Linked DNA regions of Homo sapiens: all the other regions are linked to region 1. Evidence: read pairs that join two places in POLR2A ChIA-PET (ENCODE). Cell type or tissue: MCF 10A. All regions are shown on one strand. Links, peaks and the distances in the headings refer to the core of each region. The heading gives the core; the rest is flanking DNA. Region 1 overlaps AHR (aryl hydrocarbon receptor). Region 2 has its middle 88 kb from the start of LINC02889. Region 3 has its middle 41 kb from the start of LINC02889. Region 4 has its middle 93 kb from the start of LINC02889. Region 5 overlaps LINC02889 (long intergenic non-protein coding RNA 2889). Region 6 holds the start of LOC105375171 (a long non-coding RNA gene). Region 7 overlaps LINC02889 (long intergenic non-protein coding RNA 2889).

Evidence for each region. Peaks named below come from ENCODE experiments on the same cell type or tissue, not always from the same donor. Only the 100,000 strongest peaks of a DNase experiment are listed, where the experiment ranks them.
Region 2: POLR2A ChIA-PET joins it to region 1 with 16 read pairs; 4 of 35 experiments call an interaction of 5 or more read pairs at or near these places.
Region 3: POLR2A ChIA-PET joins it to region 1 with 22 read pairs; 4 of 35 experiments call an interaction of 5 or more read pairs at or near these places.
Region 4: POLR2A ChIA-PET joins it to region 1 with 11 read pairs; 5 of 35 experiments call an interaction of 5 or more read pairs at or near these places.
Region 5: POLR2A ChIA-PET joins it to region 1 with 10 read pairs; 5 of 35 experiments call an interaction of 5 or more read pairs at or near these places.
Region 6: POLR2A ChIA-PET joins it to region 1 with 34 read pairs; 3 of 35 experiments call an interaction of 5 or more read pairs at or near these places.
Region 7: POLR2A ChIA-PET joins it to region 1 with 20 read pairs; 5 of 35 experiments call an interaction of 5 or more read pairs at or near these places.

The regions. Positions count from the first base shown.
Region 1 is chr7:17,303,079-17,307,480 of GRCh38, reverse strand. The region is part of intron 1 of AHR (aryl hydrocarbon receptor); the gene reads right to left. Among named protein-coding and RNA genes, the nearest start is that of AHR, 6.6 kb to the right of the region's middle. In MCF 10A, for the core only: no CTCF peak of the experiment used is centred there; DNase peaks (open chromatin) are centred at 230 and 2,310.
Region 2 is chr7:17,644,708-17,649,109 of GRCh38, reverse strand. No RefSeq gene overlaps it. Among named protein-coding and RNA genes, the nearest start is that of LINC02889, 88 kb to the right of the region's middle. In MCF 10A, for the core only: a CTCF peak has its summit at 2,305 (motif pointing right); no DNase peak of the experiment used is centred there.
Region 3 is chr7:17,598,048-17,602,449 of GRCh38, reverse strand. No RefSeq gene overlaps it. Among named protein-coding and RNA genes, the nearest start is that of LINC02889, 41 kb to the right of the region's middle. RefSeq lists an enhancer at 3,091-3,592. In MCF 10A, for the core only: no CTCF peak of the experiment used is centred there; a DNase peak (open chromatin) is centred at 1,989.
Region 4 is chr7:17,650,179-17,654,580 of GRCh38, reverse strand. No RefSeq gene overlaps it. Among named protein-coding and RNA genes, the nearest start is that of LINC02889, 93 kb to the right of the region's middle. In MCF 10A, for the core only: a CTCF peak has its summit at 2,529; a DNase peak (open chromatin) is centred at 2,520.
Region 5 is chr7:17,488,098-17,492,499 of GRCh38, reverse strand. The region is part of intron 1 of LINC02889 (long intergenic non-protein coding RNA 2889); the gene reads left to right. Among named protein-coding and RNA genes, the nearest start is that of LINC02889, 69 kb to the left of the region's middle. In MCF 10A, for the core only: no CTCF peak of the experiment used is centred there; a DNase peak (open chromatin) is centred at 2,289.
Region 6 is chr7:17,368,561-17,372,962 of GRCh38, reverse strand. LOC105375171 (a long non-coding RNA gene) reads left to right here and starts at 1,117. Exons shown (of 4, transcript XR_927074.3): 1 at 1,117-1,246. RefSeq lists an enhancer at 304-1,503. In MCF 10A, for the core only: no CTCF peak of the experiment used is centred there; DNase peaks (open chromatin) are centred at 592, 1,152, 2,732 and 3,662.
Region 7 is chr7:17,522,146-17,526,547 of GRCh38, reverse strand. The region is part of intron 1 of LINC02889 (long intergenic non-protein coding RNA 2889); the gene reads left to right. Among named protein-coding and RNA genes, the nearest start is that of LINC02889, 35 kb to the left of the region's middle. In MCF 10A, for the core only: no CTCF peak of the experiment used is centred there; a DNase peak (open chromatin) is centred at 2,037.

The DNA of each region.
Region 1 (4,402 bases), core at 191-4,190:
TTGTTATGTCCCATTGGTTTCAAGTCCCCGCTCAAGTAGATCACTTTCATGAAGTCCTCCCTGACCTACCTCACAATGGATTAGCAACTCTGCCCCATTTGACTTCTTATACAAATGTCTAATATAATGATTCCATTAAGGAATATTCCATACAAACAACTTCACAGAAATAGAAAGTGTGTACACAATCCAGTCCTGCACTCTTGGTGGCTTTCCAGTAATGATTATGAAACACTGGAGAGAAGAGAGTGACACAAACGCTGAAACAAGGCAACATGCTATGACACAGGGAGAACTAATAGTAACATAAAGGTATCCCTCCATGTGGTACTGCTGCCTGTCTTGTGCTGGCTCTTTGCAATATTCAGCCTCACACTAGATTCTGAGGCTTGCTTTTCATAATGCAAAATTGTCTACATTTCTAATGCATTACTATGTGTCTTACAAAATATTTAACATGAGAGCAAATTTCCATTGTCAAGTAACATAATTGCTTATACTTGTTTGCCTAACACCCTTATTTCTATGTAAGCTTAAATCATTTTTGTATCCTTAATGCCCAGCATAATAGAGTGGATTCTCAATTAATGTTTGCTGACCAAAAGTGCCAAGAAAAGGAATGATCACAACCTGACCAAAGGCAGTGACAGTGAGGTTAAGAAAGGACTGGCTTGAAGAGAGATTTAAGCCAGACTCAAATGTTCACTGAACTAAACTAACTCACTATAGGAAGTAAGGAAGAGGAAACCATTGAGTGAGGAGAGGTTGCAAATGGTTCTGCGATTTGTAGCTCAGAAGAACAACTACATTTCCTAATGAGAGCTGTACCAGAAAAGGAAAAAAGTGGCTTGAGGATAGACCTCAGTAATACCAACATTTAGGTATAGGGCTATGGAAGAGGCATAGACACAGAGAAGAAATGATAGACGGAAAAAAACCAGGGTAGAATATTTTGGAGGTCATAGAAGAAAGTCAAATACACAGAGGAAGAAAGTCAAATACACAGAGGAATTAAGGTCAGGGCTAAGAAGTACCCTCAGAACTTAACAATTCAGATGTACTGGATTTGAAGCTTTTAAAATGTCAGATTGTTAAAGCTAACAAAGGTAATGCATTTGACCCACTTTTTCACTGATTTTGTGAGAAATGTACAGATTTTGTTAAAATATTTAATATCTATCCATACATCTTGAAGATATACAGAACAATTAAAAATAGAGTAATCTTACATTAACTGCACTTGACTTGGATTACGCTAATATTTTTACTTTTGTATTGTCTTCGAATCTTTAAGAAAGGACACTGCTAACCATTATTTAAGGAAAAGCCTGTTTGAAATATAAATAAACATCCCTGTAAGATTGGATTTGGGAGCTCTGGAGTTCAAACATCTCCTGAAATAGACCGTATGATGTTGGTCAGGCAAAGGAGTAACTTATTATTTTTTGAAACCTTTACCTCAAAAATCTTGTCCCAATCTGTAAAATTGTTATGAAATCAAGACTCCAGCTGACTGCATGCCATGCTTCTGTTTAGAAGCCCTGCAAGCTTTAACTGCTGGTGGTAACAGGCCCAACAGTATGCCCAATGCCAGTCTGAATGCTATCTTGAAAGCCTTTTTAACATCTCCATCAAAAAAGTCTATGAGGTTCATCATTTGTAGCCAGTGTTTGAAGCAAAGCTGAAAAAATTAACCAAGTTTACTCATAAATATAACTGTTTTATATAATATTCATTATAAAACCTCAAAATGACATGCAAAGATATGGTTTCAGTAATCCTATGAGATCAAAGTGACGTTTTTTAACAAGAGATTGCCTCTCACAGTACTGAGTTTGCTCTATCGGATTTTTCCTCGGGGTGATTTAATCTACTCTTACTGCGTTGGTCTACTTACCCATAACTTGTTTATCTTTATTTCCAGTCCCTGTACCTGACCCTGTGCCCTTCCATTCAACATTCCCCTGGAGTTGGGCACCCGCTTCTCAGCACTATGGTGCTACTCTCCATCTAACAGCTAGGAAATCTGAAGTATTCCTCAATAAAATCCCCCTACCATACTACCTACACCCAATAAAGCCCAACTCTTAACCCCATTCATTCTTCATTTCCTTCCCCCAGCTTCAGTGCATCCGTATTTATCTCTGAATATAAATTTCAAATATTTACAATCATAAACTATGTGCTTAATGTAATGGAGGTGACACATAGCACAAATAGACCCCAACTTCATTGTCAGGCTGAACACAGCTGGATATTTTATTTCCCTATATGAGTCAAAAACATCTACAAAAACTTCTGAGAATTCTGGCTGGAAGCCACTTTTAATGAGTCAGAAGTCTTCTGCCACCCTCCTGCTGCTGCCCTATAATTGTGATGAGTTCTTTCCTTTCCCTTTTGTTTGCTATACCTGAGGAGAGATGATGAGATATAAACAGCATAGTTTCTAGCACAAGACATTAGCAGGGAAGATCAGGAAAATGAAATATGGCCTAGAAACCACTACTAGTTCCATAATCCTGGAAAACTCATTGTTTCCCCTCCCCCTTCTTCTACGCAAACACACATTTTTATTCCCCCTCGAACCCGCATAAAATGTATCTGCCTTACCAGAATCACTAAAACATTACCAAAAAAATTTTAAGTGGTAGTTAATTGTTAAATTAGTACATCTCAAATATGTACTAAGTGCATGGTACTGTACTGGGAAGCTCTGGTAGTTTCAAAGACAAATAATAGTCCTATCTTTAAAGACATTCTTTTTCCTACTAGGAGGAAATATATTTTATAACATGGCAAAATCAAGCATAATATATTGCTCAGTAACACAGGTGCTGCAAAAGAGTTCATGGAGATGTGGCATCTAAATCGGGTCTTAAATACAGGCAAGACACTTCTGTTTCTGTGACGGCAGAATATCTAGCTTTCTGCAACTACCCTTCTCTTCCAGAAAACCACACCAAAACAAGAAAAGCAGGAGCCAGAAACACAAACTCTGTCTCCGATGAACCTAAGTGACAGCTAAACCCAGATGCTAATAAACAGGAAGATGGTAGAAAAGAAATCAATAATAGCATAGAACAGGAAGGCAAATATAATCACAGTATATTACTTAGCTAAACAGTAAACAATATACAGTCAAAAATAATACAACACTAATGTGTATATAATCCAAAATTGTGATAAAATATATTGGGAGGATGCAGGAAGGTGAAAAAGGTTAAAGTGAGACAAGACAGCACTAAAATCCCTAACTACCACAGTAAGACATCAAAAGATAAGGCCTCACATGCTATACTTAAGATGTGCCACATATATAATTGACTTTTAAAATCTGCCAGTATTATTTAATAGGAATACATTTTAAAACAATATTTCAATAGAAAGAAGTAAAAAGAACAAACTAAAAGATGACTGAAAAATGTAAGACAAAACAAATGAATACGTAAAGGACACCCTAAGTAGAAAATCTGCAAATACAAGTGCTTCTCCTATACATAACCATGATCCCAACATATAACTTTAATTACCAACCACACTTTTGCCTATGAAATTGACAATAATATTTTTTAAGCAAAAATGCAAAGATATAGTCACATCCCCAGATTGATGATGGAATGTAATTAGTAAATTTTTCTTAATTTGATACTATCTCTTGGAGTGTACGATTTGGTTCAACCTTAAAACAACACATACTTTTCTATCCCAAAATTCCCTTACAGGAATTTTTTCCTAAAAAAATAAATTTGCATTAAAATTTACACGTCCCAAGGGTATTCTCTGAAATATTAAAGTATTAAATGGTTGGGAATAAAATTTCCTCCCAAAAGAAAAACAGTTAAAAAAATTATAGAATATTAGTACAACAGAGTATTATGCAGCCTTTAAAAACAATGTTTTAAAGAGGAAGGGAGGTGGGTAGCAAATCAATAAGACAGGAGAAAAGACTCTAAGAGGAAAGGACGTAAAAACACAAGTATGGGGATGAGCAAGTACAAATTATGTATGGGAAATGACAAATAATTTATTTCAGCCATAACACTATCTGAGAAGAAACAGTGAAAATCCCTAGGATATGGCTGTACTGTATGCATCACTGAATCTGTTCACCTGGACAGTACGAACACAAGTCAGTAAGAACACAAGCTTTGAAGCAAAAAGACCTGGGATCCAATATCCAAACTCTTTCTCATTATCTGAGCAACTCTGAATTTGAATCTCAGTTCCCTATCTATAAACTTAAATAATACTACCTTTCTTTAGTACTATTATAAAAATGAAGAAAATGATGTAAAGAACTGGGCAAGCTTGTATCAGAATAAGTGCTAATAAACAGTCATCTTTTGTCATATTAAGCCACTAGCAAAATATCAATTTTAAAAGAAGCATAAAAGTAGAAAGG
Region 2 (4,402 bases), core at 211-4,210, 340 kb before region 1:
TCCTTAGATGCTCCTTTACATGCTTTACCTTCCATCTGATGGCTCCAGTTGTTTCTACTCTCCCTTCTCTCACTCCCAGAGTCTTGATGCCAGAGGACTCAAGTGAGCAGAGGTCTTTGGTCCAAGGCAGCAGATGGCCTCTGTAAAAATCAGAGGACTCTCTCTGCCGCCAGAGCAATGTAAGGGAGACTCAGACTAGCTGAGGTGGACTCCTGGAATCTGGGATCTGGGGTGGAGCAGAATAGGGAACAATGAGAGTCAGAAAAGATGTGGAAAGATCTGCTTTAAGATGTGGATATATCAGGTGTCAAGGTTGTAAAATAGCTTACAAGTAGGAAAGCAGTTCTATAAACATTCACCAGCAGGCACTGGGAAAATAGCACTGAACAGAGCTGGACATAGCCTTTGCTCTTGTAGAGCCATGCCTCAAAATAACCTCCATTTATGAGGAAAAAGATGGGGAATTATAGAATATATACCAACTCTTTATGCTTTTTGACCCTATGTCAGTTTTGTGGGAATAACTCCTGCCTTGCCGCAAAGCACAGCCTTCACACTTTATTAGATTCAATATTGTGTTGCTTCATGTCCTTAAACATGAAAATGAAATTGAAAGGTGGACAGATCTGAACAGCACAGATTTGGGGTGCTGGCTCTTATGGCTGAAGTAAAGAGCTATATGATGGCTTAATTTTTTTTAACAGTCTATGGGCTTTTTCTCAGGACACCAGTCCAATTTCTCTGTAATTGTTTTTTTTGTTCTCTTAGGAAATTCAGAGAGATTGCAATGTTATTAAGCTCATAATATTTTTCTTTTCTTTTTGAAGTTCTAGTTCATTTATTTTAACCTTTAATATTCCATTGTATCAATATACTACAGTTTTTTTAAACCCATTCTCCTATTGATATTTAGATTATCTCCAGTTTTATGTTCTGACAAACATAATCTCAAGAATTTCTTAATCATTATCTAATCAAAGGTTAAAGAATGGCCTCAATTATTACTATGAACAATAGCAAGAGAAATGTAATTTGTCCATCATGCTGTCAAATACAATAATGCCAATATAAATTTCCTTAATGAACAATGAACACTTCTATTCAGTTACAAAAATTTTTTGGCTAAGTGGTAGCTGGAGATTGGACTTTGTGCTAATACTTAGGTTAATTGCATCTCATGTTAATATGTCTTAGTGGGTGCAATTAAGTAGAATTATAACTTGTTCATGTTATAATTCCTTTTGCCTTTCTAATTCATCGGTGAACTCCCATAACTTAACTCCTCCTTCGTTTAGGTGTCTGCCGCTTCACAGGGGAGAGAATGTTAGGAGATTTTCTTTTATAGCTTAGGTTACTTTGACAGAGAAATATTAGGCATCATCTTAATTTCAGCATGATCATCCTTTTTTTTTTTTGAGATGGAGTTTTGCTCTTGTCGCCAGGCTGGAGTGCAATGGTGCAATCTTGGCTCACTGCAACCTCCACCTCCTGGGTTCAAGTGATTGTTCTGCCTCAGCCTCCCAAGCAGCTGGGATTACAGGTGCCTGCCACCATACCCAGCTAATTTTTGTATTTTTAGTAGAGACGGGCTTCCACCATGTTGGCCAGGCTAGTCTTGAAGTCCTGACCTCAGGTGATCCACCCAGCTTGGCCTCCCAAAATGCTGGGATTACAGGTGTGAGCCAGTGCACCCAGCCATCATCCCTTTTTGAAGGCAGAACCACTGGATATGTCAATCAGTTGCTGGAAGATTCACTCCCATGGTCCTTCTAACACCATACCTTGGCCACATCCTCAACTGGAATTCAAACTTGGGGTTAGAAGGAAAATGCTCTTCACCAGCCCTTAAAGATTTCTAACGTAAACTTACAGCAGTAGTCCCTTAAATATGAAGAATAATCAAGCTCAATAAATACTTTGATATTTTTGAAAAAAATGACAGATTTTCGGCATTGAGAAATTCTCTGAAGTATAAGCATATCCAAGAAGAATGTCATATATTCTGTCCTTTTCTTGCTAGATGGAATGTTTAAAAGCTGGATAACACTGCATTCGAATGTTAATTCATGTTTTGGGTTCAGTTTCATAGCTCAGCATCTGATATTTATTATGAATTCACCTGAGGTATATTTTCTTTATTTTTTAAGCGATATAGTCCCTAGTTTGAAAGATAACTTGAGAGATTGATTCTTGACACAGTTAAATTCTCTTTCTCTTGAGCCGTGTTTTTTAACCTCAGATATTGGTCTTAAAAAAAAAAAAATCCAGTGCCAGAAACTCCCAGCAGATGTCATTGTAAGGCAGATTTGTTTAGCAAGGCTTTTCTAGAATAGTGAATAGAATTGTTGCATATAGTAGTGATGTGTGTATTAGGCACTGGAGTTAATTGATTCTAGTCTCATCAGAGTGGGATTTGTTATGAAGAGGTAAAGAGATTCCTGGGATTCTTGCCTGTCCTTTTATAATGTGGGAGCACTGCTTTTCTGCAATATAAGTTAGAGAACAAGAGTAACAGCTTTTCACCCAAGCATTTCCTGGGCTACTCTACCTGGGGCTACCAGCTTAGCACAAGGCATGACTGTGTTCTGCATGGGACAGAAGAGCCATGGGGAGGAGACTGTTGCTTAGACATATAATGTAGTAAGTGAGGGAGGTGCAGTTTCAAATCAGAGAGCCTCACTAATTCTAGACTCCACACCCTTAGTCCTGAAGGGAAAATACAAATGGACATGAAAACATGTGTCCCAATAGAGCACATCTGGTCCTTATCTAAAACGGAAAGGCGAATTATATTGGAACTGCCTAACTGATTTCATGGATATCAATTTCAAGTGAAAAAAACATTTATTCCCAGGGAAGGTCACGATACATTGTCTTATTTACTATAAATGTAAATGAAAGTCAACCTAAATTCGCCTTTGTTTCCATGTATATATGTGGTGATATATGTTGGTTACCTATGAAGATCTTATTCTTTTACTCATCAATATTGTAAGAGCTTGTTTCTCACTTAACGATTTTTACATTGCTTGATTAGATTTTAAAAATAAACTCCTTTGATGAAGCCCTCTTTTAAAGCCAGAAATATACTTTGTATTGTATAACATTAACTGAAATGCAAATTGCTTAGAAAATGTTAATACAATGTGTTTGGAAATCAACTACTTTTAAAAAACTGCAGGGATCAGGTAAAAGAGGAAAACTATATCAAAGATGGAAGGATGAAAGTGTGAGGAAATAGTAAAAGATATGGACTTGGATATGGATTTGGATATTCCAACTGAGTATCTCCACTTAACTGACTCAACATATTAACCAATTTTTTTTTCTTATACTATCTGATGTCTGTATCATCCTGAAAGTAAGCTAGCAGGATCCCCACAGTTTTGCTTTCCCAATAGAATTGTGTGCCTGCCAAGGGTCAGGTGAGTTTGTCCCAATCCTGTTTATGCCACCTATACTTGCCATTGAATTAAAGTGGGTAATTGCAATATTATGTGAACCGTGAAATATGACTGCAAAATAAAAGGGGATTTTTATTTCTCTGAAAACTAATTATATATAATGCTTAGAAAGACTTGATAAAGAGAAGTTACTAGACTTGCTATTAAATTTGGATGTGGATGAAACAAATATAAGAGGTTGGAGGGGAAACTGAAAATCTTGAAGGCCTGTATTCTAAAATTTCTGCAAAATTATTTCTGGGTTCTTGCAAGGGAAGTGGGGATTTGGAGAGAACGCCTTGTGGATGTGGGTTATTCAGGAAAGATGATATGGATTTCTAATCAGATAATGTGCACTCAATAAAAGGAGACCCTCTACATTAAAAGATTGGTAAATTCATGTTTATTTTCAGGTTTTAAATTACAATATTTGATTTTAAAACTCCTCTACTTTGTTCAGCTTTTTCAAGTAACTGACAAACTATCGATATTGATCTTACCAGATGAAAGTTACTGCTCTGCATTTTAAAAATAATTTTTAATTATAGGCTATGGGTATTAGCCTGTTTTCATGCTGCTGATAAAGACATACCCAGAGGCTGAGGCGAGTGGATCACAAGGTCAGGAGATCGAGACCATCCTGGCTAACACGGTGAAACCCTGTCTCTACTAAAAATACAAAAAATTAGCCAGGCGTGGTGGCGGGTGCCTGTAGTCCCAGCTACTCGGGAGGCTGAGGCAGGAGAATGGCATGAACCTGGGAGGCGGAGCTTGCAGTGAGCAGAGATCGTTCCGCTGCACTCCATCCAGCCTGGGCGACAGAGCGAGACTCTGTCTTAGAAAAAAAAAAAAAAAAAAAGACATACCCAAGACTGGGTAATTTACAAAAGAAGGAGATTTAATGGACTTACAGTTCTATGTGGCCAGGGAGACCTTACAACATGGTGAAAGGTGAAAGG
Region 3 (4,402 bases), core at 137-4,136, 300 kb before region 1:
GAGAGCACAATTCCAGGATCTACTCCTGAGGTACTTTCCACAGTCCTAGCTGTGGAGGCCCCTACCCTGCTTCAGAGCAGGTGCTGCAATCTCTGGCCCAAGAGTAAAATGCCTGTGCAGCCATGATGCTGTGTTACCGAAGAATGGCTGATTTTGTATGCACTCAGAATAAAAATGACATTCTCCTCTTGGTTCTGGCCTGGGAAAATGTCTACAGCTTTTCCCAATGTCTTTCTCTCACAGTATGTCCAAGCTTCTCCCCATTTTAGCTCCAGAGCTTAGGAGAAACAAAATGCTCTCCCTGGCCTGGGTTGCTCAGATCCTTAGGGGAAAGGTGAGTCATAGAGGGAGGCTCTCTGCCTCTCTCACATACTAGGGCTTCAGTCAATTTTATCAGCTGTACCTATATAGGGGCCATTTGCCTATATTCTCCTCCTCAGGAGGTAGTGTCCTTCATGTTTCTGGTAGATTTCCTTTTTCCTTCCTGAATTAAAGTTCACAAAGTTGATATGTGTGCACTGTCTTTCTATTTCCAAGTGGCTGAGGAATGCTAAAAGCCCCCCATCCACCAACTTGGGGAAAAAACCCCAAAGGACGAAAGCTGACTTTAACAGACTTGGATGCAATTTCTATTCCTCATTTAGCAGCAAGGTAGGAATCTCTGGACAAGAAATTATGAGCGGATTGGTAGCTCCATGTGGTGTGCTTTCTGAAGCATGAAGGAAAATTCTGCCTTAATTACACATTTCTGGCCCATTCTTTCCTCCACATTTGCTGATAGATGTCTAAAATTTCTTTAATGGCAACTTGCTGAGAAACTTTTAGGTTGAAAAATAGAGCAAGGTGTTTTAAATGCAAATATCCTCAGGGGAGGCAAAGCAATGATTTATCTTAACATATCCTGACTGGTAACTTGTGTTTTCTGGAAAACAGACTTATTGGAGTGTGGGAAAGGACTGGATGGCTGAGGTGGGAAAAACATGCTAAGAAAGGAAGCTGAGGACCTGATTTAAACTTTAGCCTCTCAATCCTGACCTGGCCTGTCATGCTGAAGAATGAGATGTTTCCTTGAGTTAGATTCAGGTGTGGCTAAGTCTCTGGTTTAAGGTGGTTCAATCACTCTATCAATGTGAGCCACGTGATCTTCGGAAAGTTACTTCTTTGTATTTGAGAACCCCCATTTGTAAAATCCGTTACTTCCAGGTTATTGTGAGGATTAAATTAATGTTTAATAAATATTAACTGCTACTGCAGGGCCCCTTTCTTAATTTAAAGCAGTCTCACTATAAGTAAGAATAAACACATTGTCTTAGGAGTGTTGTAGAAGGTGGATAATCAGGTTAACTGATTTATACATAAGTGATTGCCATTCCTTCCCTATATGCTTTCTTATTAAGGGTAGCGGTCCCCAAACTTTTGGAGAGGAGATGCTACTTTTTATTTTCCACACAGTTTGAAGTTACTAGGATGTAAATTAGAAGAGAGGTGTAGATATTGAAAAATCTCTGGGCAAGTTTAGGTGACCATGGGGTGATATGCTAATGTTGTCTCTCAGAGTGAAATTGCCCCTGAGAGATATCAGAAAGAGATAGTTTATCATCACTGGGAATTCTATCAAGCTGTGGAAAGGAGGCTAATCCTAAAAAAAAAGGTGGTCTAAGATTATTTTCATTTTTGAGTAAACTATAGCCAAGTGAACTGACTTGAATGAAAATCCCACAGATGAACTCTAAATCAAGGGTTCTTTTGATGACTTTATTCGGCCTTTCCCACACACTTCAGAAGTGAGCTGTGCTGCAAAAGTGCCAAAACCCAAAGAATATTGTAGAAGTCCATGTGGGACCTCTTAGTGGTAGAGCTGACCTCTCATGTAGGGTAGGGATGACCTTGTAAATAGTTTAGAAATACAATGTTTACATTACATCAGTATTTTCATAGGCCCTACCTACTTTGCGGCCAATTTTATGCTCTGGAGACACATACTACTTCCTGCCAGCTACCTAAACAGCCTTGAAGCAATGGGCATAATGACTCATGGTCATGTAACATTCTTTTCAGACACATATCAGCATATTTGTTATTACATTACTGCCCAAACACCCACAGAATCCCGGGAGGTAAAATAGGATTAGTGTTGAAGAATTTAGTCCCACCCATTTCTCTTTTATTCAAATCAAACTTTTGAAATGATCACTGTTGAGGGTTCATTTTTGCTTCTAATAAGGGATATGGTAAAGATGTGTGATCAGGCTGGTCTCAGTCTTTGGAGTCAAGCCATATTCTGGAACTATATTATTTGGAAACCACACCTAAATCATAGCAAGGAAGTCATCCGATATGAACCACATGATCCAACTTGCTGGTGTGAAGGTGCTGGCATTACATAGCACAGCACAGAATGGGAAACAAGAAGATATCCTATAAACTGTCCATTAGCTATTCAACATAGATAAGTGGTTTGCTTACAGCTGAAGCTGGTAATTTATGTCGAATAAAATGGTCAGATTCACCTGTCTCAGCCATAAATCTCGTGCCATACATCCTGGCTAATGACCAGATTCTTCTGCGTGATTTCCTAAACCGACCTGTAGATAGCATAAAGTACACGTAATATTTACAGTGCATATTGGATTAAGGGAGCAGCTATTTTATGCCAACAACAGGGCCACAAAGTACTAACACACACTGAGAGTCCATTACATGGGCATTGATTAATTTCACTGAATTTTTTTAAGTGCTAAAAGTGTTTTAGTAGTCCCTGAAATATTTATTCTCTTGCTTTTCAGAGCAATAGGGTTATTCATTTATTCGTTCATTTGCTAAATGAATGAATTAATGATTATGTATTAAAATATCTAATCTGAGCACTCACTCTAATCCTTACTTAGCTGAGTGAACTTTGGCAGTTAACCTTTCTGCTTCACTTTCCTCATATGTAAATAGGAAAATAATTGTGTTTATCTCCTGAGGTTGTTGTCATGATTAAATGAATAAATACATATGAAGTGCTTAGAATAGCTCTAAACATGACAATAAAATTTATTTTTTTTTTGTATTGGAGACACAATGATTATATTGCTGCCTACCAAATTACCCTAAAACTTAGTGGCTTAAAACATCACTTCTTTACTATCTCATAGTATCCATGGGCCATAAATCTGAGCATGGCTTACTTGGGACCACTATTTCACAGGTTAAAATTAAGGGGTCCACTGGGCTTAACTGAGGAAAAATCTGCCTCCAAACTCACATACATAATTGTTGGCAGGATTTACTTTGTTGATGGCTGTTGGGCAGTGATTGCCCTCAATTATTTGCCATTTGCATCCTTTCAACTTGGCAGCTTGCTTTGTCAAAGCATGCAACTTGAGAAGCTAATAGAGTCAGCTAGCAAGACACAACTCACAGTCTTTTACAACCTAATTATGGAAATGATATTCCATCACTTTTGACATATTTATTTCAGGTGAGTCACTAGGTCCAGCCCATGCTCAAATGGAGAGTATGATACAAGAGTATGAATACCAGGATTTGTGGATCACTGGGAGCCATGTGAAAAGCTGCCTATCATGATGGTGAACAACATAAACATGAAGATTATGTTTGTTAGGGGAGACAGATATAAAATACAAATACAATATCCATTACAAATTTTGATAAATACTATGGATTAGAAATATAATGTTTGATGACAAATTACAATACTGGTACTTGATTTGAGTTGGAGTATTTCAAATCAAGCCATCTCTTACAAAATAATATTTAATTTCAGATTTGAAGGATGAGTGGAACTACTGAGATGTAGAGCAGGAAAACAGACGAGTCTCTTTGGAAGAGTAAATAGATGACACATAGGCCCTGAGATGGGTGAGCACCTATGCATGGTCACTCCATGTAGCGTGGGTTCTCAGAGCATGGTGGCTAGTTTCTGAGATAGAGTGCTGCTTCCTGGAGCACTCCAAGAAAAGCAGAAGCTGCCAGGTCAAGGTATATAGCAGCCCTTCCAATGTATTTTATTGACCAAAATAGTCACAGGTTCAGACCCGAGTCAAGGGCAGAGGTAATAAACTTTACTGTTTGAATTGAGGAGCAGTCTGCTTATACAAGAACCAGCATAATTGTTTTGGGCCATCTTTGGGAAATAACCATGATCAAGAGTAATTTAGATTAAAGACTGTATGATAAAAAAGCAAAGAAAGGATGTGTAGATACCTCTTTAAAAAGCTTGGGTGGAGCTGGGAGTTGACACTTAGATGGGTAACTTTAAGAAGATGATGGTAAAGACAGGAATTTTATGAAAGTGATGTTTGTATGTTATAGGGCATGATCCTATAGAAAAGAAAAGCTTGACGATCATGACAGAGATGAGATAGTGGATGAGGAAGGTTTCTGAGAAACAGGA
Region 4 (4,402 bases), core at 128-4,127, 350 kb before region 1:
TTTACAGTCTATTCAAAGAGTATATCCCTGTTCCTCATAGGATCAATTGAGTTATGCCTCAAGACAAGGGGTTTATAAGAGGAGATTTCAACCTTATTGTCATCAGGGTGATGAAGCACAGTGACACAACCTTTGTGAACTGGGTTGGGGATCTTTTAGCAGGATGGTGGTGGAATTCTTTTTAAGGAAAACAGTGTTACTAAGGACATAGGCATATTATTGGTTGTTGAATTTGTGGTTGTGGTGGCTAGGAAAGACAGAGGATTTGATGACCTATGATACAGGGTGGATAAGGCTATATTATTGTCTCATTGTTAAATGCATGAAATGGAGAATGAAACTGGATAAATACCTCGGCAGAGGATGATTGAAGAAAAAGCCAAAGTTGCTGTATTCACAGATTATTACCAGGTGTGGTTTTAGTTTGACTCTTTCATATTATCGTACAGTAAACCACACATACATTTAGAAGAAAAGTGTTTTATAGGTGACCTGATTGTAATGAATTTCACTTAGCATCACAGGATACTAGTTTGTGAGAATTATAGTAGCTTCTTGCAAACTATTCATGAGCTGACACATGGCCCAGTGGGTTTGGCATCCTTGCTTCTCAGAGTGCAAATTGACCTTAATGTTGTCAGCAGTGTTCACCATATAAGAATGAATAGATGGTTGTTATGGCCTGAATTTGGTACCCCTGAAGTTTATATATGGAAATCCTAACCCCTAGTCCTTCAAAATGTGACCTTATTTCAAGGCAAAGTCTTTACAGAGGTAATCAAATTAAAATGGGGTCATTAGGACTGGCCCTAATCCGTCACGACTGGTGTCTGATCAACAGGGGGAAATTTGAACAAAGAGATATGCATAGAGGAAAGGCAATGTGAAGAGACACCAGGAGAAGATGACTGTCTCCAAGCCAGGGAGAGAGGACTGCAACAGATCCTTCTCTCACAGCCCTCAGAAGGAACTAACTCCGCCAATGCCTTATCTCTGACTTCTAGCCTCCACAGCGCTGTGATACAATGAATTTCTGTTGTCTAAGCCACCCATTTTGTGATACTTTGTTACAGCAGCCACAATAAAGTAATAAAAGGGTCTTTGCTGAACTACTGTCATAGACTGACTTGGTAGGAGAAACATGTTAGGAGCAGTGGGCCATCAGGAAACTCCTTGAAGCTGTGAGACTGTTAGATAGGGTGGGCAATCGGTTCTTGTCTTTATCCATTTTGTGGAAAGACACAAACACCACCCAGCTGAGCAGAATAGGGCAAGGCAGCTGACCTAGCCAAAGGCCTCCTAGGAGCTTTTACCCAGCGCTCATCTGAATGGGAGGGGTTTAGGAGAAGTTGAATTTCCTACGTGAGCTGTAAAGAGATGTTATGGCTTCCAAAGAGATTATTTGAGGTGCATAGATGGTTTGGAAGAAAAACTCGTAAACGCTAACTTTTGCCATTGGCATTTAAAGAAAGTTAATAATCTGCAACAGTTATTTTATACTCCACTGCTCTGAAAGATTATGGTTACATAATCAAAGTAAGATTACATACTCTGAAAGATTATGAGATATAAAGAATATGTATAAACCTTAGTATTTTAGTTCATGTTTAGGACTTCTGAAAGTCTGCCCTATTTCTCCCTCTGCCTCTCTGTCTCTTTGTCCCTGTGAATTATGTGGGTGACAGTGCACTTTTTTTTTTTTAGATGGAGTCTCGCTCTGTTGCCCGGCTGCAGTACAGTGGCGCGATCTCAGCTCACTGCAATGCAACCTCTGCCTCCTGGGTTCAAGCGATTCTCCTGCCTCAGCCTCCTGAGTAGCTGGGACTATAGGAGCCCACCACCACGTCCAGCTAATTTTTGTACTTTTAGTAGAGACGAAGTTTCACCATGTTGGCCAGGATGGTCTCGATATCCTGATCTCGTGATCGGCTCACCTCAGCCTCCCAAAGTGCTGGGATTACAGGCATGAGCTACTGTGTCTGGCCGACAGTGCACATGTTTTGATCCTTGACTCATCCTATTACCTATTTGCTGTTATGTTTATGTTGAAAAAATGTTGCTGCTGTTAATATGGCTGCTATCCTAATGTACAAAACAAAGGATGTCCAAGTGTTACCTCCCAAGCAAAGAGATCTTATTAATGGTGGAAGTGAAAAGCCCCAAGACACTCACTGAGTGAGTGAGGCTACAAGAGGGGCCCCAGGCCTGTAAACAATCTGTTATCATTGATGTCTTTCCAGTTTCTCCCACCAGTGTATAATTTAAAACTCAGTTGGCCTGTGCTTTTTGACTTGATTACAACAGTTCCCAGCCTGTGAGGCGTTAAGCCAAAGTGGTTTTCATTAATTTGCCTTCTCCCTGAAGATTTTAGGCTTGCTGTTTCAAAGAAAGCTAGATACCACAATGAGCCAACTATTTGGTGAGAAGTTTCTCCTCGGGGAGAGAGCTGTTTGCTGCAATTCCAGCCTTCCAAATGTCAAACGTTACTCATTCTAGCTTTGGCTCTTGTAAATATGTGTAGTCCTTTTTATTTTAATTTGAGAGTGTTTGCCTCCACTGGTAGCTCAGGGAATTTTTACTTGCCGTTTGAAATCTAACCCTGGAACACAAAAAGTATGACTAATCCTACTTACTGGAATTTCAGTGTTTTCATCAAGGCTGCCTTTTCCATTTCCAATTTTATATAATAAGGGCAAAATACCAACTGGCAAACATATTCCTTTTTTTTCTTGGTTGCTGTACATTAAACTATCTACTGTGTTATAATAAAAAGTGATGCTTCATAATAGTGATTTTTGCAATTGAGACAAAACAGTTTCCAAGGGTATTTAAAGAGTGGATAGTTCATGATATGAATCCCCAGCTAATATATTTACACAAAGAAGCCTAAAGGTTTCAGCTGCTTTTCATCTTCTGTATGGCAAAGATATTAGGTTATCTCTAGGCAAGAAGAATGGTTAATACACTAGAGTCACAGCCAATGGAAAGATTTTAGAACAATATACAAACACTCGTGCCATAACACTGACTTAGTTAAGCAATTATTGTGATGACCATTGGAAAGATGAGAGTATCAGCTAACGCAAACCAAGTTTTTGTCTTCTTTCATAGGAATCCTTTATCATTTCCTTATGTCTTAGAGCTCCAAATGTGGATTTCTGGAATGCTGTTGGGAAGATCTCATATGAGGAAGCTCTAGTGGAATTGGGTTGAGACTTACTGACCAGGCAGTTCTTTAAAGACAATATCTGAGTAGCTTAGAGGGAATATAGGTACTAATTTGGAATGACCTAAAAAGAGATTTCCAATCCTTTCTGCTTTAAGCAATCACCTGGAGATTTGAAAAATGTAGATCTCCAGTTCCCATTCCCAGAGTTTCCAGTTCAGTGGGTCAGTGTACCTATGTTTGCTTCCAGATTATTCTGGGTGCTGTCACAACTGGGAACCCCTGGCTCCAGTTGTCAGTTTGTAACTGTATCTACAAAGAAATTATTATGAATTATTGGATCTGCAGGGGCTGCGGAATTTGGCATGTAAAGGAAAACTTTTTGCTTTGTGGTTTAATCTGCAGATCACCCTAAATCTCTTGTTGTTAGTATGGCTTCTTTGACTCCTCATGGCCTGACACACTTGTGGGTCAATTACTAAGCACTCAGCTGGAACTACTATGACCTGGCCCCGGGTGGATATCAGAAACACCTGTGGAGCTACTTGAAACTAGATTATTTTTTTCCAGAATTCCTGAATCACAGTCTTAGGGAGGGGTCCAGATATCCATTCTTCTATAAGCTTCATCGTTGATTTTGAAAAGCAGCTAATTTTGAGAATCTCTGAGTTATACTAATGGGGAGGAATATTGATTGACTGGCATTGGATACTAATTGAAGCTATAGAGAAATCACGTTAATTTGATTAAGATGATTAAAACTATTCATTTCACTATTCTATGATTTAGGCTTTGTGTTTGATCAACAGATATTTGGTAATGGTCATATGACCATTACAAGAGGGGGCAGAACTCTTTACCACTTGAAGTATATAAAAGCTTTCAGATACAGCTTAAGGTGAATCTTTAAGGCAAATATTTCCTTAGAACCTGAATAGGGAGTGAAGTAGGGGGGCATACCGTTCCGGGTGAAAAGGACAAAATGAATGAAGTGATTAAGATGGGAACTAGAATTCTGTGCTAGTAAGACAATGTGTCTTAGAGCTCCAAATATGGATTTCTGGAATGCTGCTGGGAATAACTTGTATGAGGAAGCTCTAGTGGCATTGAGTTGAGACTTACTGACCAGGCAGTTCTTTTAAGGCAAGATCTGAGTAGCTTAAAGGGAATATTGATATTAATTGACCTAAAAAGAGATTTCTAAACCTGGAAGACAATGTGTTTTCCATATATAGT
Region 5 (4,402 bases), core at 192-4,191, 190 kb before region 1:
TGGAACAAGCTTCTCAAGATGAACTGTCTAAATATTCAACTGGAAGCTGGGAAACAGCAGTAAAATAGCCAATCATTTTGTTTCACATGTTATATATGATGGTAGATTAATTAGTGTGAACCTTGTGTGGGTAGGAACAGCATGTAGTTCAGCTCTGAACCTTGGCCAATAGGAGGCATCTAATAAATTTATGTCGTGAAGCATCTAGAATACCATAGGTTCCCAATTAATGTGCGTGCAGAGCAATTAGTACATGCTGGATAAATGTTGAATTAAATTTGGGGGTCGTAGGTGTACCAGGCCACTGAACACTATGATAATGATTTTTGTATCATCCACATTTTCAAATTCTCTAACATGAGAACAAAGAAGAGAAACAACGTAAAGTACAAGTTACATACAAATGCAGAACATAGAAATAACATAAGCAAAGAAATCACATTTGGAACATAATTAAAGTCCATTTGTAATGTGTTTGTGTTTAAGAGTTTTATTCTTGGCAAAACAAATTGTTGCTTGAAAGATGAAAGACTTATTTTACAAATGGCTTCAAATGCAATTACTTTCTACAGAGCAATTAGTTACCGATAGCATTTTAATGGAATAATATAAATGAATAAAAAATATATGAACCTGACTCTCCTGAATTCCAATATGATTGCAAATGAATGGAAAAGATACTCTTATGAATACTTTTAGATTTTTAAATCCAGAAATTGTTGTTGGTAGCTTGCTATATATGAAGGATCAAACATGTATCTGGGCCAGGTGCGGTAACTCACCCCTATAATCCCAGCACTTTGAAAGGCTGAAGTGGGAGGATTGCTTGAGGCCAGGAGTTCAAGACCAGCCTGGGCAACATAGCAAGACCACCCTGTCTCTAAAATTTAAAAAATAAAGGAGAAATGTATCTGAATTTACATATCCTTGTTCAAATATTTATTCATTGCTTCTACACACATTCACTGAGAGCCTAAAATATGCCAGGTACAGCAAGCATTTGTTACTTAGGGAGTGGACAACACTTTAATTAGGGCTTCGAGCATCAGAAATCCAAATTTTAAAAATGTTCTCTTAATTTTTGCATCTTCTTGTCCTTGGTACTTGTGTGGACATAATTGCCTTTGGTATGCCAAGGTGCAAAAGTGATAAATTAGCTCAATTAGGCCACATCTTGCAATGATGTACTTTACCTTCTATCAGCTATTTGGGTAACTCTGATATATTTGCTGCATTTTCAATTACATACACTTTTTCTTCCTCATCTTGGTTGTAGTCTTAAGGTCTGTATCCTTCAGATAATACATTTCATTTGTTTCATACGTTACATAGAATTACAGTAGATGTCTCCTAGGTTTTTTATTGGCTTTGTGTGATGCTTAGCTTCTCAAATGGAATAGATAACGTAAGCCCTAATAAGCCCTTGTGAAGATTTTAGCGCCAATCTAAACGGTAGAAATCAAGGTTCCTGTTACTTTGAGTCCTTCTAAGAATTTCAGATACCTTTTATGTTTTCTAGCAGAGCTGAGAAACCTCAAGCGTTAGAAGATTTGAGGTGTGGCTCTTTCAGAGAGAAAATTTTGAAAATCTAGGTTGATGTTCCCAAAAGCTCCTAACATAAAAATACAGGCTTGACCTACACTGTGATAGCAAAACTCTAAAATTATCAAGTCCACTTCTTCAAAGGAATACATGTGGAAATATTAATTGTCATAAGAAGGTGAACAATCTTTTATAATATAAACAGTAAAGATAAGCTGTTAAGTACTCGTGATACATTGGTCCATACCTTTATGAAGGAATCCATAATTTTGAACAACATTAGACTTTGGGGGGCTGGGGACATTACATAGCAGCACATACATAAGCTCATTGTAGCTAATATATGCTAAATGTTATATAAGCTTATGTAAGCTAAGTTTTCAGGTGAAATTTAGTAGATAGCTTGTATGGTGAGTAGAAGGTGAGACACCTGGATGGAGGCGGAGGATAGGCCAGGAAAAAGAATTGAAAAAAATTATTGAACTATAATTTAGAGTATTACATTTTACCTAGTAATGCACTTGTACACCTCATACTTATCTGTATAGCTGAAACAAAAGTAATGATATGTATTCTATGTCGGATGCTTTCTGGTATTTTCAATTCTATTGCATAACATTAAATAAACACTGTATCCATCATAGAGATTTCACAAAAAGATAGTAGTAAAAAACTTCAGTTGGAAAGGCACTGAACTTGAAGGCGGTAGTGGGGACAAGCCTGGACAGGTGTAGAGGGAAAGGACAGTCAGTCTAGGGCAAATAGGATGAGGCTTGTGAGGCAATTTAAGTAGGTACTTACTCAACTTCTTAACACACCAACCCTTCACTTGCGACCTGCGAGTGAGTGCCTCCTTAAATTTTACTCCTTTGCAATTCACTGCATGCCCTAATCTCAGCTCTGAAGACCTTCCTTATAGGGACATACCCATTTCGTTCTGGCAGAAAAATGACATCAGAACCAGGAAGATAAGTGAGTTCAGAAAGAAAAATAGAGCAAAGATTTTTAGGGCAAACAGCAGGTAGAAAAAAATCACCCAATAAACCAGTTTGCAGCACAGTATTCCAGGGGGCAGATCCAAGTTAGAAAAGTCCAAGCAAAGAGGAGAGCTACAAAAACAAGAGGCTTAACCTAGAAAGGCTGGATGTTGCCAGTGCCAGTGATCTTCTGGCTGGGATGAAGCACTTCTGTTCCAGGGGCAGTAGTTTGGTTAGAGATTATGTTTTGTCGTATGTATTCCGAAACCCAATAACAGTGGCTTAAACAGAGGCTTATTTTTGTCAAGTAGCATCAAGTCTAGGGGTGGACAGTATAAGGCTGATACAGCTGCTTTACGGACCCTACCAAGGACTCAGGCTTCTTGTTCCATCATCCTTAGCATGGACCTTCGTCATCACAGATGCAATTTGGCCACGCCACCCCTAGCCTCACACATTCCAATAGTGGAAAGAGGAATAATAATAAGAGGAGGAAGAAAAGGAGAAAGCAACAAGAAGGGGACAGAAAAGACTACTTTCCTAGAAACCCTCAGCTGAATTCATCTTGGGTCTTCTTGGTCAGAATTATGTCATATGGCCATTCCTAGCTGCAAATAAGGATGAAGGATGTTGTTTTTTTAAACTGGGTACATTGCTGTCTCCCTCCCTTCACTAAATGCTGGAATTCTGGTAGCAAAAAAGGAAGAATGGATATGTAACTTGTATTGTTGGCCATATACAAGAGGAACTAATCCCAGAATGACCAACCCATGCAGAGCAGTTAATTGAGAACACCTGCTAGTGGAGGAAATAGGTGTTTGCATTGCCATTTTACACCTAAGAATGCTGAGGCTCAGAGGGTAAGCAAAGGGCAGGGCTCAGATAGAAACTCCAGTCTGTTTGACACTAAAGCCAGATTTTTTTTTTTTTTTTTTTGACACCGTGATACTCTCCAAGGGTAAGTCAGCATATATCAGTTCCTCTTTCCCAAGTTGTTATCTGCTGGCTCATTTGGCCAAATTTTCTTTTCAGAATAAGAGATAAAAACATCCATGAGTCTGTAGCTAACAGAGAGAGAGGAGGGCATCATGTTGGGAAAAATAACTCATCAGATTAATTATCCTGAAACTTAGATTCTAGAGAAAAGGGAGGCAAGAAAGAATGTCCCAGTGTTGCCACCTTTCTGGAGGTTAAGGAACCAGTGTGTCTGTTTCAGAATATTTGGGGAAGTTCAGTGCCAACCCCTGGGCAACAGCGTTTGTCCTATGTGATCCATGGATTAGGTAGATCAGAACCACCTGGTGTCTTCTACAAAATGCAGATGCTAGACAAACATTCCTGGCATAGAAAATCAGAACCTCTGGGGATGGGGCCTGAGCATGTGAATTCTAACAATATCCTCAGGTTAATTATGATGTACAATACACTTTGGAGTCGATTGATATTAAGTATTAATAGCATTTATTGAGCACCTATTTCAACAAGCACTGGATCAGACACAGATAGATATTGTTTAATCCCAACACCCTTGCAAGATCCACTGTCTTATTATGTTCAGGCTCAAAGAGATTAAGTATCTTTTCGAACTCAGTTGGTTCTTAAGTGGCACTGGGGATTCCTTCCTGGAGTTTATTTCAGTCATCTTTCTTCCTAGGCACCAGACTCATAAGAATAGGGAAGCATACTATATTGTTTTCTTTAGAGAACCCACTTAAATGAAGTTTCGAGGTTCATAAGAGAGTTGAGTGTGTAGCTAAAGAGAAAGACACATTAGACAAATACTGTGGTGGTGTGAGTTGAGGCAAGAGAATTACGGATGGAAACATCTCTCTCAAATGTCCATATTCTAACTTTGGAGTTAGGTTTCTCAGCCTTGCCATTAT
Region 6 (4,402 bases), core at 266-4,265, 65 kb before region 1:
TAATGGCCTCAGTCAAGCTAATCAATTTTTCTAGATAATAATCCAAAGTGAATGTTGTATAGTATTATTACTTACCAATGTCTGTGATAAGTACAGCCAAGTTTGGGGTTTTCTGGATACTTCTTTTAGTTTTCCTTTAATTTCCAGGGAGCAGGTTATAATTACAGGGCCTTTCAGTGATGTTTTAAGGATTATTTTCATCTCACTGCTGCGTTTCTTATAAAAATGGAAAGTCCCAGATTTGTATTGGCAGATTGGATTAAAATTCATCACTCGCTGCATTTTTTCCAGGTCTATTTCTTAATTACTTAAACTGATTTAGGTAATTAGTTGGCTCTGTACCAATCCTTTACTAAGTTTAGTTTGAGTTTTGTTTCAGTGTTGTCATAGGATGAATAATGGCCTCTTAAAGACAGCCAAGTCCTAATTCTCAGAACCAGTGAATATGGGTACCTTGCTTTGTAAAAGAGACTTTGCACGTGTGATTAAGTTACAGATCTTGAGGTGAGAGATTATCCTGGGTTGTTGGGTTGGGCCAATGTAATCACAAGAGTCTTTATAGGAGGGAGGCAGGAGATCAGAGTGACTCACAGCAGATAGAGGCAAGAGGTTGGGATGACATGAGAATGAGGTCAAGAGCCACAGAATGCAGATGGCCTGAGAAGCTGATGGAGGCAAGAAAAGAGATTCTTCCCACGTCCCAGAAGGAACCAGCCCTGCCAGCACCTTGACAGTAGCCCAGGGAGACTGATTTTGGATTTCTGACTTCCAGAACTATAAGAGAAAAAATTCTCATTGTTTTAAACCATTCAGTTTATGGTAATTTGTCACAGTAGCCATAGGAAACTAATACAAACATTGACGTCATTCAAGACATACAGCTGTACATTTCATTTGATTGGTTGAACTATTGGGGTTAATATTTATTCCTACACCAAGTATCTAAGTTTACTTCATTGCTGTCAAAATGCAAACTACTGTTGGCTTAGATTTTATTGATGACTTGAGAAAATGTTATATATGTTCATCTATAAGGAAACCACTAAGTTAAAATTCAGAATTAAAAATCAGATAGAGTGGCTAGTCATCTTACTAAAGGTTGTTTTGTTTAGGCAAATTTGCTGCATGAGTCATAAATATCATGGAGCCACACTAAAACATTTCAAAAGTGAGTCAACTTACAAAACTGCAATTTGCTTCCAAACTCTTCAAGGACATCTATTGCATAAAGAAATCAAGCAAGGAAGTAAGTAATGAATGTAATGAACATAATGAATACTTAAAATCCATTCAAATTCTCTTAAAAAATTTTTTTAAGCGCAAAGGGCTGTAAAATAGGCTTGGCATTATTAGCCAAACCCTTTTCCTTAGATTCTCCATTTGTGCCCAAATGTACCGAGTTATTGTAAAAATAAAATAGATAAATTATGTGGCGGTGCCTAGATTAGTATCTGGCACATGGTAGGTGTACAATAAATATCAGCTGAGTGTGAATGGAAGGGGTGTTGGCAGCTGCGTAGCAGCAGATCTTGTTCATTGGCAGGTGATGGATGCCACCTCCAGCTTAGAACTGAGAGAATGCCTTTTCCTCCCTTTCAGTAAAAAAGAGGATAGAAAAGGTCCCTTCACTCTGGCCCTGTGCCAGGGCCTCCAGTTATTAATATTAGTACAGTAAATAACTAGTGTCTGCATGACATGTTTTCAGGCTGTCACATCTTAACAATGTTAGAGAATCTGTGAACAAGAAGTGAATTTTGAAGTACTTAATATGTGTTTTACTTCAGAGTTCCCTTAACAGCAAGACAACAGATCTAAGAACAAGTGGTTATTTTAGTAGATCACTTTTGTTCAGCATTTAGGCAAATACCTGATTGATTAATTGCTCTTTCTCTCTTCTTTTTGTCAGTTAAATGTTAGTAAAACATTCTCTCTCAAAGTGATGTGGAGTGTATTGTAAGCGGACTTACTGTCATTGACTGTACACATGAGCTGTTCCAGAATTTAGCTACATGGCTGAGAAGCCATGAGTAAAGAATAGGAAACACTTTTTTTTTTTTTTTTTTTTTGAGACTAGGTATCCCTCTGTCACCCAGGCTGGAGGAGTGCAGTGGCACGATCACAACTCCACTGCAGCCTTGACCTCCTGGGCCCAAGGGATCTTTCCACCTCAGCCTCCTGAGTAACTGGGACTACAGGAGTACCCCACCACATCCAGCTAACTGTTTATTTTTTGTAGAAACAAGGTCGAGGCTGCAGTGAGCCATGATCGTGCCACTGCCTGGGTGACTGTGAGACTCTGTCTCAGTGTGTGACCCCCAAATGCAGTAAAGCTCTCTTTCCAATCTGAAACTATATAAATCAATGTTTTAAGCTAGTTGTCCTTTCCAACATAGTATAAATTATTTTTGTAGAGGAGTGATTCTCAACCAAGGGAAATTTTGTCTCCTAGGGGACATTTGACAATGTTTGGAGACATTTATGTTTGTCACAACTGGGGGTGGAGTGCTACCAGCATCTAGTGCGGTGAGTCCAGAGATGCTGCTAAACAACCTTCTGTGCACAGGACAGCCCCTGCAACAATGACCCCAAACATCAGTAGTGCCAAGGCTGCGAAACCCACGAATAAGCTCATGTAGGGAATGACATGGGTTAGGGAAGGGAGCTTGTTATGAGCGAAAGCTAGCAGTTGTGTTCCCTGTGAACATTTTGCTAGTTGCCTAGCTGCAATTTCGCAATGTCGATTATTACTTAAGAGGAAGTAAAGCATGCTCAGACTGAGTGGGAGATGCAGATGTAAACTTTCTTAACTATGATAAGGTTCCTCTGCCAAGGACACTTAGAAATATGATTTGTGCATTTACAGAAATACAAAACATTTAAATGATCCATCTTCTCAGTTTTACTTTATTTCTGAAGAAAGCACTTGCATGAAATTCTATTCTTTTGCTATTCTTAGGCATAGCAAAAGAATTCTTTGATGGGAACTCCTCACCATACCAGGAAATGTATTCACAGTGGAAAGCCCTACATACTTTCTTGTGGAGGCTCAAGTCCACCCACACTAGGCAAGGCATTGCCTATAAATGCTCAATATTCAAAAGCGTAGGCCAGTAGTTGGGTCACCACCTGGGAGCTTGTTAACAGTGCAGAATCTCAGGCCCTACCCGGACCTACAGAATCAGAGTCTGCATTGTAACAAGATTCTTCAGGGATTCCCACACATGTTCAAGATCAAGAAGTACCGGAATGATCTTCATTCCATGGTAATAAAGCCCTAATATTTGAGATTGCAAATAAAATGGATTTTATTCTTATCAAAATATGTGGGGATTTGTTTATGACGAGCAATGCTGGATTGGGAAAGTTGGTTTACCTCTTAAGCTTCAGTACTGTCATTTCTATAAAGAAGGAGCGAAGATGAGAAGATCTCTAACTTCTTTTCTCACATTGTAGGGAATATCATGTTTTTTTTTTTTCCAGTGTAAACACAATCCATACAGTCTGGGTTGTCCTGCTGAGGGTAAATGTGAAAACCAGAGGGTCTCTGGCCAGTAGATGCCAGAGGTGCACAGAGCTATGTTAATAAACAGTAACTGAATTCTTATGCAATTCCACCTCCAACCTCGAAACTGAGCCTACTGAAGGGGTGTGCCCCTTGGTTGGCACTTGGGCCAATTCTTTGCATTGGCATTCTCTGCCTCAATGTTTGGCTGAACATTGTGTATAAATTAACCCATTACTCAGAACCAGCACAGTCTGCAGAAGTGGGCTCTGCCTGGGAGTGCCAAGGGGTACTGGGCCATGCCCACTGCTCCTGGCCCCTGGCCACCTCACTCGAGTGTTGAAGTAGAGGTTGTCCAGCTACATTCTAGCAAACACTGTCTGAATATAGACAGGCTGGGTGTGGGAGGATCTTATAGGACAGCTCACAAAGATAAAATGTGATCTACAGTTCAACTTGTTTCAAAAACTACCTCTGGCAAGTGATTTCGGGAGATAGTACTTTTGCTTTTTTTGGTGCATTCAAGAGACTGCCTTAGTTTGAATGCTGTAATTATTTCCCACTGCACACATATATCAAAACCTCACATTGTACACTTTAAATATATATAATTTTTGCTTGTTAATTATACCTCAATAATTATACCTCCAAGCTGGAAAAACATACATATTTGGATATTAGACTACATGTGAGGATACAAAAATGCTTCATTATATATAACCTAATATTTTAAATAAAATATTTGGTTGCCCAAAATTTACAAACACATGCAAAATAGAAAAGAGCAAGAGACTGCAAGATCACACTTGCAAGCCAAATCACAGACTCCACCACACCTCTGTTCCTATAAAATAATGGAGGGACCTTGAAAGTTACTTTTCCTTTGAAAAAGATGGAGTA
Region 7 (4,402 bases), core at 288-4,287, 220 kb before region 1:
TACCGTAAGGCATAATCAAGATGAGACCCGCAAGGTGGTATCAGAGTTAGTGTCTAAGGTTTCAGGGAAAGGAGAGAAAGAACTAATGACAAGGACAAGAAATGAGACTGCAAAGTTACAGGAAGTAAAGTTCGTTCTGATTGTATGTGATTTTTCTAGGAGTAGTGAAGACTGAATATTAGAACTGAACACTTTTGATAGTTAAGAGACAGTATTAACTAGAAATTACTATCTGAAAGCATGTGACAGCAAAAATACAAAATTAAGAATGGCTTAAAAACAGTTTGTTCTATTCTAAAAAGAACTTCAATAGTCAGAATTTTAATAAAGAATTTCCATTAATTCACAAAGTCCCAGGTTCCATCCAGCTATTTTCCTCTGCTGCCCAAGGGTATGATCCTTGTCAGTATTGTCTGCATTCTACCCAGCAAGAAAAGTGGAGGCAAAGCACACAGCGCTTGCTTTGTGGAGATTTGCTCACCCCATTTCTGTGTACATCTCATTGACTAACAGTCACATGACTGTACCTAAATGAAATTGGGTGTCACTGTGTACCTGTGGAGGTTTGGGCAGGGGGCTGTCTATTTGTGAAGATAATGAAACTGATAATTGAAGACATAAAGGGCCTTTTCCACAGACCCCAAGCAAAAGTTCTTTTGGTGGTAGTTTGTAAAATAGGTCTTAATGGCACATTTTATTCCCTGTTGAATTTCCGTTAAAACTTCCATTGTATTTGTGAAGACACAGGATGCAAAGATTTTTAGAAAACAAATAGAATGGCTAAATCAGGGCATTAGGGTTTTTGCAGAGATCCATGAATTGATAAGGATCTCCAATATTGTTATGAAATAAAATAATATTTACGTATTTATTACTATTCATATCGGTACACTTCTGATTCATAAAATACAATTTCACATAACTGAATTTATTGTAGCTTATTGCATTTTTCATCAATGTCTACTTGTGTAAATAGAATTGTTGGGTATCATGGCTGTGGGGGGCATATTGTCATTTGAGGGTGATCTATGAAAATTTCTGATTTTAGAAAAAGTGACCTCATACTAAAAAACATTGGGAACTACTGTTATCAGATGTTTTGGTAAAGATTTGTGTGTTATTTTTTCTTGGCTTCGTTTCATAAGCTCTGCCTTGTCTTTTTGCCTGAATTATTTCTCTTCTCATGTTGCAATATTTTATTGTTGTAGGGAACCTTATATTGTTTTTGAAACAGGTTGGGTATAAGCATAAAATCTGATAATAGCTTCACGTTCTCTGCAGCCAGGTACTGGCTACTGGGGTGGATAACATTTTAGTATCTAGGAATTGCAAAAGAACTCTCATCTAGGTGTATAAGGATTTCCAAGTTGTTGGGGCAGTGGCCTTTGGATGTATAATTGTCCTTTGAACCCATATTTAATTTCGCCCTTTTCTTGTTTGAAATGGCTTGAAATGTGCATCAATTTTCAACTGGCTTCTAGTTTCCTGGAAATCCTGGTTTCCTGTTAAACCCTTCAGAGTTTCTTCTCACACTCAGTGTGCCCCAGACTTGCAGTGCCTTTAGCTTGTCACCGCCTTACTCATCATCTCTTTTGAATGCTTGGTTTCTTTCCCTCCTTCAGTTTTTCACTTTTGTTCCCTGGATATTTAACATTTTTGTTATATGTGGTCAGTTCTTTAAATCATAAGTGGTACTATTGGCTTGTTTCCCTTTTTTCTTCTACGATGGGGAGGAGATACTAAGTATTTTCCCCTGGAGATCTTTAGTTTTCTTTTACATTTATCTGTAGCCTTCTCTGGGGCTATTAAATGTAGACTTCCTCTCAGTTATCTTGAGTTTCTATGGATTAGCTTGTCAAAATAGTCAAACATAACTGACAAATATACAATCTTCATCTTGGCTTGGGTCAACCCCCTGCTCTTTTATGAGCCGTACTGAGACCTTTGAAGTACTAGTTCCTCTCTCCACTGACGGCTGCTGGCAAAGATGCAGGCAGCCTGAGGTTGATGGCGACATGGGCAGGTATCATTGCAAATAGCTGCGGCATTGTAAACAATGCAGAGTATCTTGCCAACGACTACTCATTGACCTTGTTTGGCTCTGGGAGCAATGAGGTAAGGCTGTTGAAATAAGTTTGAGATTATGAAACACTAGACTACCATCAAAAACATAAAAATAGGATAATCTTTTTCAGCAGAGTATGTAAGAAATTTTCATAAAAAGAAATAATTATCACTCTGTACAGACTGGGGATTTTCTTTTGGTTTGAAGAATTTGACATTTGCTGTGATTTACCAAAATAAGTGTTGATGGACCTAAGCTGAATGTAACCTGAACTGTGAATAGAGCCAGAACTGTGCGGAACTTCCAGTCATCTCCATAGAAATACAGAATGCATAGAAAATACAAGGGTAAGAAGAGGAATCATGTGGAAGAAGAGTAAACATCTGGTATTCAATGTTTATAACTCCCTTTATATAGGTTATGCAGATCTCTTTAGGTTAAGCAATTACCCAAGTGCTAATCAATAGTACAGAAGTCCAAAGAAAGCCAGCTGGAGTTCTGATCAGGAAGTCCATATTCCACAGGAGGCTAACAGAAGTGCTTCTGTTTTTTGTGTTTCAATTAGCAATCCGTATGGAAATTAGCAGATTGAGCAGAAATTTGCTTGTATTGGTGAAGTGGGTGACTTATAAATTAGGATAATTTCACTGCTTGGCAAAATTTTAAGTTTTCAGGAGAAATGATTTCTTTAAAAACATGTTAGAGACATTCTGCATATTTATATGCCAATGGAATAAGAAACCAGTGAGGCCTTACCATACCCTTAAAATAGTGCCCAAGGCTTGATCCCTAAATGGTCCTGTGGCCACCCATTGATTTATGAATTTTTCAAGTTGTCTGGAGCTAACTATCAGGGTACTAGGCCCTGCTTCTGGAAGGCTGTCATAATTGGTTTCAGTTATTTTTTTATGTTGGTGGGGCGGCTGATCACTTAAAAGGACAATGCTGGCATTTCAGTGAAACTACAGTACAGGTTGTTTTTTGCCTGCTTGTTAATGAATGTTTATATAACTGTAAGTGTGGGAGAATTTTGTACGAGACTTGCTTTCGTTACAACTTGGCAGCTCAGTTTTACTGAATGGTTAACTTCCAAATCAACCTGAGAAAACATAAGAACAAAGAATGTATTATTGGCTAGGCCTATCATTTAAAATGTTAACTATTTTAAAGAACTAAAAGTATGCCATTTTCTTTAAATTTTACTATATCTTTGATTATTAAAGGTGAACATTATTTGTGTTAGCCATATGTATTTTTATTTTTCTGAATGTTCAGTTCATGCTCTTAGTTGAATTATCTTGTATATATTTTATCCAGCTTGTTTTTACTATTTAGGTTTCTGAGGTTTTACGATGGGCAGAAATAAAAAATTTTAGATCTTTAAATCTAGTAATCTGTTCCTTTGTTTTTGAGCTTATTATGCTTTTCTTTTTCTTCTGTGAGTGACAAATTTGCTTATTTAATTTTATTTTTTATGTTATAATATTTGGTGTTTTTTTACATTTTACTATCATTATTTTGGAATTGTTCGGAACTGTTTCTCAAACAAATCTCCTTCTCATTCATTTGGAAGGCCTCATTTATTACTTTCTTGATTCTTACGTATTTGACAGTACCGTGCTCTTCACCTCGTTAGAGCTTCATAACATGTTAATATTTCGTAGTGCTAAACTCTCTTCTCCCATTACTCTTCCTTTTCAAAATGCTCTTAACTCTTCATCATTTATTCTTTCACATTAAATCTAGAAATATTTCAAAAGAAGCCCCCTTGACATTTTGGTGTAATTGCTTCACAATTATAAATTTGAAAAGATCTAACATTTAATAATAGTCGATTTCCTCATCCATGAACAGGGAAAATTTCACCATTTGTTCATGTTGTTTAAATGAATAACTCAGAAAGGACGTTCATGGTTCTTGCTCATTTGTTTAAAAAGACTATTTCTATATATTTGTCGTCCTTGTCTACTATTTTTGTTCTATCTTATATTTTAACCAGCTATTGCTGACATGCCAAAGAGTGATTGCTCTTTTGATTTTATCTGGTGTCTATCTGATTTACTGAAATTTCTTATGTAGTCTAATAACTTTTCAATTGATTATCTTGAATTTTCTAGGTAGACTAGCAAAATTCTTTTTCCTTTATATTTTGATAATAGTTGAAAATCCTAGAAAAATTCAAAATACTGGGATTATGAGCATCCTTTGTCTATTCCAGATTTTAATGTATGGGCTGCCTAACAGTTCCTCTCTTAAGCAAGCAAATAGCTGTTTTAGGTAGATTAATGTTTTTGCATATAAATAACATCCTTTTTCATCCTGATGCTAACAAAAATT